Linked DNA regions of Homo sapiens: all the other regions are linked to region 3. Evidence: chromatin contacts called from ENCODE Hi-C or POLR2A ChIA-PET data. All regions are on one chromosome and are shown on one strand. The core of a region is the stretch at or near the end of the contact, and the rest is flanking DNA. Distances in the headings are between cores, read along the strand shown. Region 1 overlaps MED14 (mediator complex subunit 14). Region 2 has its middle 170 kb from the start of MED14OS. Region 3 has its middle 58 kb from the start of MED14OS.

Region 1 (4,787 bases), core at 2,253-4,752, 100 kb before region 3:
CCCTATGCCCATCTCCTTCTGTATACTCTTTCCTGGTGATCTAATTTACTACCCCAGCTCAATTACTATCACCATGGTGATGACTTTATCTACTTCTCCTTCCCAGATCTGTTACCTGAGCTTGAAACACATCTCTGCCTGCCCAAAGGGTATTCAGGCACCTTAAACTTAGCAAAGTCCATTCAAACTCACATCTTTGGTGTCCCTGATCTCAGAAAACACTGCCACCATCCATCATTTGCCCAAGATAAAACCAAGAATCATCTTTGCCACTTTCCCCTCTTTCTCACCTTCAACACCAATCTAATCATAACTCGTGAATATTTTCTCTCCTAACTCCTTGTGGAACGTACCCTACTCTGAGCTACCAACAACTCTAATGTGAACCACTTCAACAAGTGGTTTCATTACTTTAGTCTTGTTCCCATTCAATTTATTCTCCATATTGCTATCAGGTTGAGCTTTCAAAAACACCTATCTAATGATGTCAGTTTTAGCTTAAAATCATCTGATAGCTTCTTAGTGCCATTAGGATAAAGCCTAAATTGTTGAAGGACATTTACATAGGCCTAAAGGATGTGACCCCTTCCTGCGTACATTTCCAGCCTCATTTCTCCCATCTCCTGCCATGCCGAACTCCTTTCAGCACAAAAATGCCAAGCTCTCTCTTCCCTCCAAGCCTTCACATTAGCAGTTATCCCTCTGGTTAGGACCTCCCACTGCCTCTGCCCCACTTTCCTCTGACTAATTCTCACCTCTCCTTCAGTCCAAGTATAACTGGTACTTCCTCAGGGATACCCTTCCTGACTTCTGAACTAGCCCATATTCCTCTGCTTTATGAACCCACAGCATTCTGAGGGGATGTCAGAATTCAAGCCTGACACACAGTCACACTCAATGCATATCTGCTGAACGAATCAAAGAAATGCAGAGAAAAGACATCCAAAAATACCAAGTGAGGCCAGGTGCAGTGGCTTATGCCTGTAATCCCAACACTTTGGGAGGCCGAGGTGGGTGGATCACTTGAGGCCAGGAGTTCGAGACCAGCCTGGTCAACATGGTGAAACCCCGTCTCTATTAAAAATACACAAAAACTAGCTGGGCGTCGTGGTGTGTGCCTGTAGTCCCAGCTACTCGGGAGGTTGAGGCACGAGAATTGCTTGAACCTAGGAGGCAGAGGTTGGGAGGCTGCAGTGAGCCAAGATCATGCCACTGCACTCCAGTCAACCTGAGCAACAGAATGAGACTCTGTCTCAAAACAAGCAAACAAACAAACAACAAAAAAAACAAAACCAAGTGATGCTGGATTGCCACTCCATAGATTAAAGGAATCTTCCCCCAGACCCTAGTAACTCTATGCAGAAATCCACAACACCCACAGGTTCTGAACACTGCTTTATGTTGTCTCATGAAAGAGAAGCAGCTTTCAGAGTGTGACTGCAACATGTGGCACCAAGTGAAACATATGACAGGGGCTTACTTTAATAAGCGAATTGCATGGCTGAAGCCATCACCTTCCACTTGCACTCCTTGATGTGGAATCTCCAGATTGGACAACTAGAAAGAGAAAAACAATTATATCAGACGACCAATTTTACAAAAACAACTACCATTTCTAAGTACTACGGTCTCTATTCTTGTGGCACCTGTTCTAGGACCATCCTTTCCCCAAGTTACAACATATTAGGCATGAGTATTATCCCCATCATTAGATTCCCTGGGAAACGACATGAAGTCCAGTGGAACTCAAAGCTGTCCCAGTGCATCTAGTTTAAGAAACACCTCCACAAGTGGCAAATATTCAAAATTTAGGAGATTAGTCTAATTTTTGCAGGGAGCCAAAAGTAATCTAGAATCAATTTTAGTAGTTCAAGAGGCCACAAGAATGGTTTCTCGTGTAATTCTCTTCTGTTTGTTCAAAACAATGTTTGAGTCACTGTCATAGCTTATTTCTAAATGATATTTTTTAGTTTACAACATTTCTGAAATACATTTTTAAGAATTAAACTACTTCCTATGTGAAACCCAAGAAAAGATTTCCAATTTGTGCATTTACCCAATGACATCTCTTTCCCAATTAAAGGATTCAGAAAGCAAATTAAAAAGATAAATGCAGAGATAGTGCCTGAAACCCTTTCCATGGGACTGCAAGTAATTACAGTATGCCAGAAAGTCATCTGATCTAAAGAAATGCTTGCCTTTGGCAGATATTCCCAGGTCTTGCATGACAGACTATTTATATCTACCATGTTCTGGAAAGGATTTAAGGAAGTTCCAGGTATTTGAGTGAGCCCTGCTCTTTGGGCCTGGGAAAGGGAAAGGTTTAGAAAAATAGCTGCTACCAAATAGGAAGTAGGGGTTCAGATTCAAAAGGAAATGAAGTGTGGGCCAGCTCAAAAATGTTGCTGCTATTCTATCAATCAGATATATAAACATCCGGCCAGATGCGGTGGCTCACACCTGTAATCCCAGCACTTTGGGAGGCCGAGGCAGTTGGATCACCTGAGGTCAGGAGTTCAAGACGAGCCTAGCCAACATGGTAAAACCCCGTCTCTACTAATACAAAAATTAGCTGGGTGTGGTGGTGTATGCCTGTAATCTCAGCTACTTGGGAGGCTGAGGCAGGAGAATCGCTTGAATCAGGGAGGTGGAGGTTGCAGTAAGCCAAGATTGCGCCATTGCACTCCAGCCTGGGTGACAAGAGTGAAACTCCATTTCAAAAAAAAAAAAGATATATAAACATCCCTTATAAGATGAGATTTAGTTTTAGTTATTCACATCTCAGCCTAAATTACTTTAAGCAGAAAATATACTTGCTTTTATCTTTAACATAGCTAGAATGTTCACTGAGAATAAAAAGTAGGTAAGTTTTTAAGAGCTTGACTGAGTTCAATAGAGAACTACAGAATGTTCATCTGTGTCCCATATGTGCAGCAGGTATAGGAATACAGAGAAGGTGGACAGAGAGGACGTATGTCTACAGTCATTAACCTACGTAGGCCTACAAAGACACACATTTTTGCCAATTCTGGCCTGTGGGTAGGGGAAGAGAGGATATAAATGCATTGCTTTGCCTCAGCACCACATATCCATCTTCCCTTCCCACTGCAAAGGTAGTAACTGAATGATATTCATATAATCAATCCAAATAACACAATAAAAGAGTCCAAGAACACAGTCAATTACATAGGAAACATGGACACACTCCACAGTTTAGGAGCTAAGGCCAGTATCCAGATAAGAGGACATTCATCAGGCTCACAGTTCTAGGAGCTGGGTCATCAAGGACATGAGTATTTATTTTAGGTGCCTGTTTCTAGGCTTGGGTTTCTCTCTGGGCTCTTTACAATTTCACACCTTATCCTCTGCCTACAGATCCCAAATTCCTGTAAAGCAGGAGTTGGCAAACAACAGCTCATGAGCCAAATCCAGCCCACTGCCTGGTTTTTTTGTTTGTTTGTTTTGAGAAGGAGTCTCGCTCTGTCACCCAGGCTGGAGTGGCTTGATCTTGGCTCACTGCAACCTCCGCCTCCCAGGTTCAAGCAATTCTCCTGCCTCAGCCTCCCGAGTAGCTGGGATTACAGGCGCCCGCTACCATGCCTGACTAAGTTTTGTATTTTTAGTAGAGACGGGGTTTCACCATGTTGGCCAGGTTGGTCTCAAATTCCTGACCTCAGGTGATCTGCCCACCTCGGCCTCCCAAAGTGCTGGGACTACAGGCATGAGTCACCGTGCCCGGCCCACTGCCTGTTTTTGTAAATGAAGTTTTTTACCGTAACACAGCCATGCTCATTTGTTTAAATATCAGCTCTGGCTGGTTCACACTACAACAGCAGATTTGAGTAGCTATAACAGAGACCACTTGACCGACAAAGTCTAAAATATTTATATTTGGCTCTTTACAGAAAAAGTTTCCCAATCCCTGTTCTAAAGCATGAAAGCTATTTTCAACAAATCTTCCCAAGGCCATCATCATCAGCCCAACTGAAAAAGTCCATTTTCACATTTCCAGGTCTCTCCTTCATTCACAATAACTTACAGAGGAGGGGATTCTTACAAAACATAAAACTTTAACCTACAGGGAAATAACTGGGGTTTTAGTGTATCACTTTTGAGGGGCTACCCATCCTTGGCCAAACTCCTTTTTGGAAATACAAAAAGTGCAGGTCTGTTACCTCCCTTTCACGTTTGAGGATTATATTGGATATCACAACTGCGTATTCTTTCAAGGCACTAATTCTGCATAAATCTATTGCTTCTCCCATGTGAGAAAAGTAAAAATTTAGTTTAATATTCTTTCTGATCTGCTTCTTAGAAAGGATCCCGGTTTTACTAGGGCTTAATCAATATACATGGCTTTACCAACTCAAAAATAAGCCACCTGGCTATCAACTAACCATCTCTAATAGGCTTAAACAATGCTCCTACTAAGAGGTATAAAAGTAAAATGTTAATTCTTAAAAACTGTCCACTTGCTTTTCTTTAATTTTTTTAAAAGAGACAAGGTCTTGCTATGTTGCCCAGGCTGGTCTTGAACTCCTAAGCTCAAGCAATCCTTCCACCTTGGCCTCCCAAAGTGCTGGGATTACAGGCATCAGTCACTGCACTCAGCCTGTCCACTTTTTCTTTTAATCTTTTTTTTTTTTTTTTTTTTTGGAGACAGAGTCTTGCTTTGTTGCCCAGGCTGGAGTGCAGTGGTGCAATCTTGACTCACTGCAACCTATACCTCCTGGGTTCAAGTAGTTCTCCTGCTTCAGCCTCCCAAGTAGCTGGGATTACAGGCGTGT
Region 2 (4,856 bases), core at 781-3,280, 120 kb after region 3:
AGGGCAACATGAGGGAATCCTTGTGATGATGGAAATGTTCTGTACCGGTATTGACGATGTAATAGTGTCAGTATCCTGCTTGTGTTATTGGACTAAAGTTTTGCAAGATATTACCATTGGGGAAACTGGGTAAAGGATATATGGAAATGTCTCTATACTTTTTCTTACAACTGTATGTGAATCTATAATTATCTCAAAATAAAATGCTTAATTAATTTATTATTTGATTTATTTATTTAGAGACAGAGTTTTGCTCTTGTTGCCCAGGCTGGAGTGCAGTGGTGCAATCTCAGCTCACTGCAACCTCTGTCTCCTGGGTTCAAGCATTTCTCCTGCCTCAGCCTCCCGAGTAGCTGAGATTACAGGTGTTTGGCCACCATGCCTGGCCAATTTTTTTTTTTTTGTATTTTCAGTAGAGACGGGGTTTCACCATGTTGGCCAGACTGGTCTCAAGCTCCTGATCTCAGGTGATCAGCCTGCCTTAGCCTCCCAAAGTGCTGGGATTACAGGCGTGATAAAATGCTTAACTTAAAAAGAAATGGGCCTGGCATGGTGGCTCACACACGTAATCCCAGGAGGATCATTTGAGCCTAGGAGGTCGAGGCTGTAGTGAGCCATGATCATGCCACTGCACTGCAGCCTGGGCAATGGAGCAAGACTCTGTCTCAAAAAATAAAACAATAAAATAAAATAGTAGAGGATATTCTCTCTTCCTCAGCGCTGCCTACAGAGGTTGCAGCCATCTCCTCCTTGGCATCACAGCTGCCCTCAGACCCCTTGTGAAACTCAAGATTGTCAAAAAGAGAACCAAGAAGTTCATCCTGTACCAGTCAGACTGGTATGTCAAAATCAAGCCTAACTGGCAGAAACCCAGAGGTATTGACAATAGGGTTTGTAGAAGGTTCAAGGGCCAGATCTTGAAGCCCATCGTTGGTTATGGGAGCAACAAAAAAACAAAGCACATGCTGCCCAATGGTTTCCGGAAATTCCTGGTCCATGACATCAATGAGCTGGAAGTGCTGATGATGTGCAACAAATCTTACTGTGCTAAGATCGCTCACAATGTTTCCTCCAAGAACTGCAAGGCCATCGTGGAAAGAGCAGCCCAGCTGGCCATCAGAGTCAACAACCTCAATGCCATACTGCGCAGCAAAGAAAATGAATAGGCGGCTCGTGTGCATGTTTTGTGTTTAAAGAAAACCATAAAAACTGCCAAAAAAAAAAAATATAGTAGAGGGGGCCTGGTGTGGCAGCTCACGCCTGTAATCCCAGCACTTTGGGAGGCCGAGGCAGGCGGATCACCCGAGGTCAGGAGTTTGAGATCAGTCTGGCCAACATGGCGAAACCTCGTGTCTACTGAAAACACAAATATTAGCCAGGCGTGGTGGCACACACCTGTAATCCCAGCTATTCGGGAGACTGAGGCAGGAGACTCTCTTGAACTCGGGAGGCGGAGGTTGCAGTGAGCCAAGATTGCACCACTGCACTCCAGCCTGGGTGACAGAGTGAGACTCTGTCTCAAAAAAAAAATTTAAAAGAATAGTAGAGGGGCTCCTAAAGAGCAAAAAACCTGTAAGACTAAGAGGAAAAGCATCTAATGGTGTGACTTCAGGCATGTGACAAGTCACTAGAAGAGGGAGAGAGATACACCCTTTGCCACTTTCTTCAAAGTCAATCCTGGCACCTAATATAGAGAGATGTTAGTATTTACCTATGATTGATTTAAGGAAGATTCTTCCCCTATTACCCTCTGTAAAATTTGCAGTCATCATTGATAAAGACAAGACAAGAGTTTGACTCTTAGCCTCAAACATAAAGGACTTCAAAATCTTATTTGGTGCACTATTGGTGTGTTTGTATAATTTAACTATAAGTGACTTACATATTTAAAAAAATTATCACAATTTTGATCTGCACCAGAAAGGAATTTGCAGCTGAAAATAATCTGTTCCTATCTAGGTAAATTTTGAAAATATCTAAATTTTCTTAGTGAGAAAACATCCATGGTCTCAGATGTGGTTATGGGATAATGGTCTCCCAATGACTCATAAAATACCTCTCCTGGGAAAATACCTCTAGCATTACAAATAGGGTTGCAAATCTAAAAAGACAAATTTCATTAAGGCAGGAGATTTTTCTGGGCATGCTATGTAACTCCTGTTGTGGTGGTCTGGTGGAAAGGTTGGTGGAAAAGTGGGGGCTGGAGGGAAGGGGATGGACAGGAGAGACCCTTAAAGAGAGACTCTTGAAACAAGTATCTGTTGTTGGTATAAGAAGTTTAGGAAATATACCTTAAGATAAGAAGGAATTGTACTAAAATGTAGTCATTCAGATTCTTAAAAGGACTGTGTGAGGACAAAAAAATCCAGGGGAAATACATTTTAAAGACATGATCATAAACAGAGTGGCATTAATGGATCATTGTGGGCCCCCTTCAAGATTATGTATTCAGAGGCAGAAGAGAGGGAGGAGGGGCCAGGAAGTGACTGGTGTGGTTGGCGCTCATGGGTTTATTGTTGTCTACAGGTTCTGAATCCTACCCTAGCAATGCTGACCACTCTTCATGGGATGGCTGAGACGGGAACACCCAGTGCCTGGGGTAGGCAGCTGAGAGCCACCTGGTAAAATGATTTGGTCTTTAGAAGAGTATGGATATGCAGCCAGGCGCAGTGGCTCACACCTGTAATCCCAGCACTTTGGGAGGCCGAGGCGGGCTGATCTCTTGAGGCCAGGAGTTCGAGACTAGCCTGACCAACACGGCGAAACCACATCTCTACTAAAAATATAAAAATTAGCTAGGCATGGTGGCACACGCCTGTGATTCCAGCTACTTGGGAGGCAGAGGTTGCAGTGCAGTGAGCCAAGATCACGCCACTGCATTCCAGCCTGAAGCACAAAGCAGGACTCCGTCTCAAAAAAAAAAAAAGTATGGATATGCAACCAGCAACAAGGAAACTGAGGCAGAGTCTAGCCAAGAACCAAATAGGGGAGGTGCTGGTGTACACAAGGATGGGGAATGGCTTTTGTGGGGCCCTGAACTAGGGACAATAGCCAGGTCATCTAGATTCCGGGCTGAAGCCAACGGCTGAGCAAAGCTGGGCTCAGGAACAAATGAAGGTGTGGTAGGCAAAATTCTCCTGTATTAGTCTGTTTTGTGTTGTTATAAAGGAATACCTGAGGCTGGATAATTTACAAAGAAAAGAGATTTATTTTGGCTCACAGTTCTGTAGGCTGTATAAGAAGCATGGTGCCAGCATCTGCATCTGGTGAGGCCTCAGGAAGTTTCCGCTCATGGCAGAAGGGGAAGAGGCATCAGGTGTATCAAAAAGCAAGAGACAGAGCAAGAGAAAGGGGAAGAGGTGCCAGACTCTCTAAACAACCAGCTCTCACGTGAACTTATAGCTTGAGAATTCACTCATTACTGTGCAGAGGGCATCAAGCCATTCATGAGGGATCCTGTCCCCATGACCCAAACACCTCCCACTAGGCCCCACCTCCAACACTGGGGGGGGGGGGGTCACTTTTTTTTTTTTTTTTTTGAGACAGAGTCTCACTCTGTCACCTAGGCTGGAGTGCAGTAGCATGATCTCAGCACTCACTGCAACCTCTGCCTCCTGGGTTCAAGCAATTCTCCTGCCTCAGCCTCCTGAGTAGCTGGGATTACAGGTGCCCACCACCACACATGGCTAATTTTTGTATTTTTGGTAGAGATAGGGTTTTGCCATGTTGGTCAGGCTGGTCTCAAACTCCAAAACTCAGGTGATCCTCCTGCCTTGGCCTCCAAAAGTGCTGGGATTACAGGCGTGAGCCACTGTGCCTGGCCTGGGGGTCACATTTCAACATGAGATGTGGAGGGGACAAATATACAAACTATATCAACCCCCAAATTCCTGCCCCCTAGCATACACACTCTGTATCATTCCCTCCTTTTGAGTATGGGTAGGATCTGTGGATATGATGGGATAATTTTGCAGTATCTATCAAAATTACAGGAGCATATGATCTTGATCTTTGACCCAGTAAGTTCACTTCTAGGAATTTACTCCACAGGTATATTAGCAGACATGGGAAATTATTTATGCACAACGTTTTCCATTTGAACATTCACCTACCTATTCATTCATTCAATACATGTATATTGTTAGTAATTTTAAAAGGTTGGAAACAACCTAAGTAGCAGTCAATAAGGATGATTAAATACATTACTGCACAATGGAATACCACATAGCTAGAACAAAATAAAGAACAAGGAAACTCTGTATGTATCAATTTGGAAAGATCTCCAATACATTTTTAAGGGAAAAAAGCATGATGCGGAATAGAGCATACATCATATTAAAAGGAGGGGATTGGGGATGTATATTTATATTTGTTCATACCAGCATTAAAAAAATCTCTGGGCTGGGTGTGGTGGCTCATGCCTATAATCCCAGTACTTTGGGAGGCCGAGGCTGGTGGATTGCTTGAGTCCAGGGGTTCAAGACCAGCCTGGGCAATATGGTGAAATCCAGTCTCTACTAAAAATACAAAAAAAAAATTAGCCAGGTGTGGTGGTGCGCACTTGCAGTCCCAGCTACTCAGAAGGTTGAAGTGGGAGAATCACCTGAGCCAAGGAATTTGAGGCTACAATGAGCCAAGATCATGCCACTGCATTTCAGTCTGGGCAACCAGAGTGAGACTCTGAAAGGTTACAGTCACTGGCTATTTGGGGAAGATGGGACTGGGCAGATGGGGCAGGCCTTAGAGGGAGATGTTTCACTGTATATATGGTTATACTCTTTATGTATGGATCATTTTGAACTATCAGCTAAATAAAATGTTAAATGCATGTATTTTAAAATTAAAACATTTTAAAA
Region 3 (4,904 bases), core at 2,134-4,633:
GGATGTGTGATGGGGTGTCGCTTGCTTGGTCGCTGGCAGCTCAAACCCCTAGGGAGAGCATGCAGCTGGGCAGATGCAGAGGCCGTTGTGAGCACTTTTGGGCTCCGGCCCCAAGACAGCTTCTAGGGATGGGTGTCTGCAACTCCCGAAGCCCAAGTGGGCATGTGTTATCAAGCTCTTTCAGATTTGCCATCTGCAGGTGGCTTGTATGTTAAGCAGCTCAATGGACCCTCTGCCTTATTGCAAGGACTGGGGGGCAGTGTAACAGCCTTCTGTATCCTGAGTTATTGCCCAGTGTACCAGAAGAATCGGATCACACGTGGGCTCGAAAGATGAGTGCAAGATTTTATTGAATGGTGAAGGTGGCTCTCAGTGAGATGGATGGGGAGTCAGAAGGGGGTGGATGGAGTGGTAAGGTGGTCTTCCCCTGGAGTCAGGCCACCCAATGGCCAGATTCTTCTCTGACCGCCCCTAGCTGAATTCCCCTCAGCATCCAGATGTTACTCCTCTTCTCTCTTTCTCTGCTGCGTTGTTCCACTGTCGCTGGTCTGCTGGTCCCAACATTCAGCCACTTGTGTGTGTGCCCACTAAGGTCTTGGGTTTATACAGGGGCAGGATAGGCGGGGGGGACATGGCAGTCCAAAAGGCAACTTTTTGGGTGCAAAACCAGAAAAGCCTGTCTTCATTTAGGGCCGCAGGTCTTCAGGCTTGAGGGTGGGGTCTTTGCCGGGGAGCCACCTTCTTCTACCCAGTATTTCCCCGTCTCCTGTCCATCTCATTTCCCCCCTCTGAAGAGGTACATCTAACTGCTGTTAGAATATGTATGACAACTGACCTTAGCTACTTCCTGCTGACAGGGAGCATTGTTTTGGGGAAAATAGCAGTCAGATTCCTCTCAGAGGTCTATCTAAGGGTCCCCAGCAAAGCGGAGCCATTGTCTGAGGCTCTGGTTGCCTGACCATTTGGAGTTTGATGGTTTCTAGGTGTGAGAGAATAAAACAAGTTTTATAAGGTTAAGTATCCATGGGTTAAACGTGTATTATATAAGGAAAGAATCTAGTGCCAAGGGTTACAGAGATAAGAAGTGAGGCCGGGTGCTGTGGCTCACCCCTGCAATCCCAGCACTTTGGGAGGCCGAGGCAGAGGGATCACCTAAAGTCAAGAGTTCAAGACCAGCCTGGCCAACATAGTGAAACCCCGTCTCTAAAAATACAAAAATTAGCCGGGTGTGGCGGCGCACACCTGTAATCCCAGCTACTTGGGACGCTGAGGCAGGAGAATTGCTTGAACCTTGGAGGTGGAGGTTGCAGTGAGCCAAGATCACACCACTGCACTCCAGCCTGGGTGACAGAGTGAGACTCCATCTCAAAAAAAAAAAAAAAAGAAAGAAGTGAAATATACGAATTATTCTGAAAACATTATTGTGCTCTGTGGTATAGAACAGAACAAAGGTAAGAACAGCAAGCATAGGCAAGACTATAAAGAGGATACCCATGGAAGGCTAATTATTAACACTTATCTTTTGTGATTTTTAGCTTGAGGTCCCCAATCTCTTCACATTGGTACTTTGGGTGTTCTTCTGGGTCAACGGAGGTGACTCTGTTGGCTTCCCAAGTCTTTACTTGGGTATAATGAATCCAAGAGTCTATTCCAGTGACCTTCACTGCCACAGGAGTAGAAAGGAGTACAGTGTAGGGTCCCTCCCAACCTGGGCCTATAGAGAGAGAAAGGGAAGGGATATCACTTTTACTAGCACTAGGTCCCTTGGGTTGAACAGAGGTGGCCCTGGTTCACGGGATTGGGCCTCCAACAATTGTTTCAGTTCCTGTTGGAAATGGACCAAAGAGGTTATGTGCTTAGTTAAATTAGAGGTTTCTTGGTCTAGCAAGAGATAACTGGTGAGAAAAGGCTATCCACACATCATTTCAAAGGGACTCAAACCTAGCTTTGAAGGAGTGTTTCTGACATGTAGCAGGGCTATGGGGAGAAGGGTAGTCCAGGGGAGATGAGTCTCCTGAGACGGTTTCCTGAGGTGCCTTTTGATAATATCATTTGTCTTTTCTACCTTTCCCGGGGATTGTGGTCTCCAGGCATAATGAAGATAGTACTGTAGAACCAAGTGCCTTTGAGACCCCCTGGGTGACGGCCACCTTGAACGAGGGGCCATTATTGCTCTGGAGATACTTAGGAAGTCCAAAGCAGGGAATTATCTCATTGATTAGTACTTTTATCACCTCAGAGGCTTTCTCTGTCTGACATGGAAATGCTTCTACCCAGTTAGTGAACGTATCTATTTATAGTAGGAGGTACTGGATGCCCCTTGTCTTTGGCATATGGGTGAAATCCATTTGCCAGTCTTCCCCAAGGTAGCCGCTTGTCTTTTGAGTTCCTGGCCAAAGACGCTGTCGATTAAGGAGACTGTTTTTAAGGCAGATCTTGCCACCATTAACAACTTGTTTAACTCTTTGTATTAGATTTTTACCTGAGAACAATCTCTGGGCCAGTTGATAGGTTTTATCCTTACCTAGGTGGAAGGCCTAGTGAAGGCTTTTAAGTACTTTCCATTGGTTGGCAGCTGGTAGATGAAGCTTATTGTCCTCCGATTGTAGCCATCCTGAGGACTGCAGGATGTATCCCCAAGAGGTGGCCCATTCTATTTCTGCAAGAGAGTATTGAGGTTTTATTTCTCTGATGCGGCCCTCCCAGATCAGTAGGGCTTCAAGTGGATCAGAGACCTGGGCCCCCTTGCTGCTGATTTAGCTGCTTTGTCCTCCAGCCTATTTCCCTCGGCTATCTCATCCATCACTCTTTGATGGCCTTTACAATGTATTATTGCCAGCTCCCATGGGAGGAAAACCAAGGAAAATAGTCTTATTAATTTCCTGATGGTATTCAATGGGAGACTAATTAGCTGTGAGGAAGTTCTTCTCTTTCCAGATAGTAGCATGGGCATGGAGGACTAGGAAAGCATACTTAGAATCAGTATAAATGGGCCAGGCGCGGTGATTCACGCCTGTAATCCCAGCACTTTGGGAGGCCGAGGCAGGCGGATCACCTGAGGTCAGGAGTTCAAGACCAGCCTGACCAACATGGAGAAACCCTGTCTCTACTGAAAATACAAAATTAGCCGGGCATGGTGGCGCATGCCTGTAATCCCAGGTACCCGGGAGGCTGAGGCAGGAGAATCGCTTGAACCTGGGAGGCAGAGGTTGCAGTGAGCTGAGATTGCGCCATTGCACTCCAGCCTGGAAGTGCAATGAAGAGGAAACTCCGTCAGAAAGAGAGAGAGAGAGAGAGAGAGAGAGAGAGAGAGAGAGAGAGAGAGAGAGAGAGAGAGAAAGAATCAGTATAAATGCTGTTTTTCCTTTGCTTAACTTGAGCGCCCTCTTGAGGGCAATTAGTTTGGTTAGTTGAACACTTGTGCCCTAGGAGAGGTGCACTTTCAACTATATCGTTCATATAGCTGTTGCATACCCTGCTTTATGGGTTCTTTGTTCTACAAAAGAACTCCCGTCCGTAAAGAGAATCCAGTCTGGGTAAAACAGACTCGGGGCTGTTGCAGGGGGCACAGTGGGAGTGAGATCAGCTCTTTGGTTTGTGTGGGAGCTGGGTGGGGCCTGTGACTGCCGGCTTTCCCCCACTTCCCTGACAACTTGCATGACTCAGCAGAGGCAGCCATAATCCTCCTAGGAACACAACTTCAGTGACCTGGGAATCTCACCCCCATCCCCCATGGCAGCCGCAGCAAGACCCGCCAAGGAGAGCACGCCTAGCCCTGCTCCCACCTGATGGTCCTTCACTACCCACCCTGGTAGCAGAAGGCAAAGGACATATAATCTTGGGAGTTCTACAGCCGTGCCTACTGCCAGTCCCTCTCCACACTATTATAGTTGATGCTTTCTGGAAAGCACCACCTCCTGGCAGGAAGCCAACCAGCACAAAAATAGAGCATTAAACCAACAAAGCTAAGGACCCCCATGGAGTCCATTGCACCCTCCACCACCTCCACCAGAACAGGTGCTGGTATCCATGGCTGAAAGACTCACAGATGGTTCACATCACAGGACTCTGTGCAGACAACCCCCAGTACCAGCCTGGAGCCGGATTGACTCACTGGGTGGCTAGACCCAGAAGAGAGACAACAATCACTGGAGTTCAGCTCACAGGAAGCCACATCCCCAGAAAAGGGGGAGAATACTATATCAAGGGAACACCCCATGGGACAAAAAAATCTGAACAACAGCCTTCAGCCCTAGACCTTCCCTCTGACAGAGGCTACACAAATGAGAAGGAACCAGAAAACCAGCCCTGGTAATATAAGAAAACAAGGCTTGTCAACACCTCCCAAAAATTACACTGGTTCACCAGCAATGGCTCCAAACCAAGAAGAAATCCCCTATTTACCTGGAAAAGAATTCAGGAGGCTAGTTATTAAGCTAATCAGGGAGGGACCAGAGAAAGGCGAAGCCCAATGCAAGGAAATCCAAAGAAATGATGCAAGAAGTGAAGGGAGAAATATTCAAGGAAATAGATAGCCTAAAGAAAAAACAATCAAAAATTCAGAAAACTTTGGACACACTTTTAGAAATGCGAAATGCTCTGGAAAGTCTCAGCAATAGAATTGAACAAGTAGAGGAAAGAAACTCAGAGCTCGAAGACAAGGTCTTTGAATTAACCCAATCCAACAAAGACAAAGAAAAAAGATTAAGAAAATATGAACAAAGCCTCCAAGAAGTCTGAGATTATGTTAAACACCCAAACCTAAGAATAATCAGTGTTTCTGAGGAAGAAAACAATTCAAAATGCTTGGAAAATATATTTGGGGGAATAATCAAGGAAAACTTCCCCAGCCATGCTAGAGACCTAGACATGCAAATACAAGAAGCGCAAGGAACACCTGGGAA

Evidence for each region. Hi-C counts contacts between places; a loop is a spot of excess contacts on that map. ChIA-PET counts read pairs that join two places held with the same protein, here RNA polymerase II (POLR2A). Pooled maps may share reads with other maps.
Region 1: a loop to region 3 is called in a map of heart right ventricle, with 3 times the contacts of the local background. The contact joins two enhancer-like sites. A Hi-C loop is called at or near these places in 2 of 168 maps with a recorded cell type or tissue (both heart right ventricle) and 5 of 50 pooled maps. POLR2A ChIA-PET finds 5 or more read pairs at or near these places in 2 of 52 experiments (BJ and WTC11).
Region 2: a loop to region 3 is called in a pooled map, with 2.3 times the contacts of the local background. The contact joins two enhancer-like sites. A Hi-C loop is called at or near these places in 2 of 50 pooled maps. POLR2A ChIA-PET finds 5 or more read pairs at or near these places in 2 of 52 experiments (A673 and MCF 10A).

The regions. Positions count from the first base shown.
Region 1 is chrX:40,686,974-40,691,760 of GRCh38, forward strand. MED14 (mediator complex subunit 14) reads right to left here. Exons shown (of 31, transcript NM_004229.4): 16 at 1,481-1,557. Among named protein-coding and RNA genes, the nearest start is that of CXorf38, 42 kb to the left of the region's middle. Within about 2 kb of position 3,503, at least 3 of the 41 ENCODE cell types and tissues checked have a DNase peak (open chromatin) inside an H3K27ac peak, as active enhancers do.
Region 2 is chrX:40,907,226-40,912,081 of GRCh38, forward strand. It overlaps the pseudogene RPL32P36. Among named protein-coding and RNA genes, the nearest start is that of MED14OS, 170 kb to the left of the region's middle. RefSeq lists an enhancer at 1,154-2,353. Within about 2 kb of position 2,031, at least 4 of the 41 ENCODE cell types and tissues checked have a DNase peak (open chromatin) inside an H3K27ac peak, as active enhancers do.
Region 3 is chrX:40,790,833-40,795,736 of GRCh38, forward strand. No RefSeq gene overlaps it. Among named protein-coding and RNA genes, the nearest start is that of MED14OS, 58 kb to the left of the region's middle. Within about 2 kb of position 3,384, at least 7 of the 41 ENCODE cell types and tissues checked have a DNase peak (open chromatin) inside an H3K27ac peak, as active enhancers do.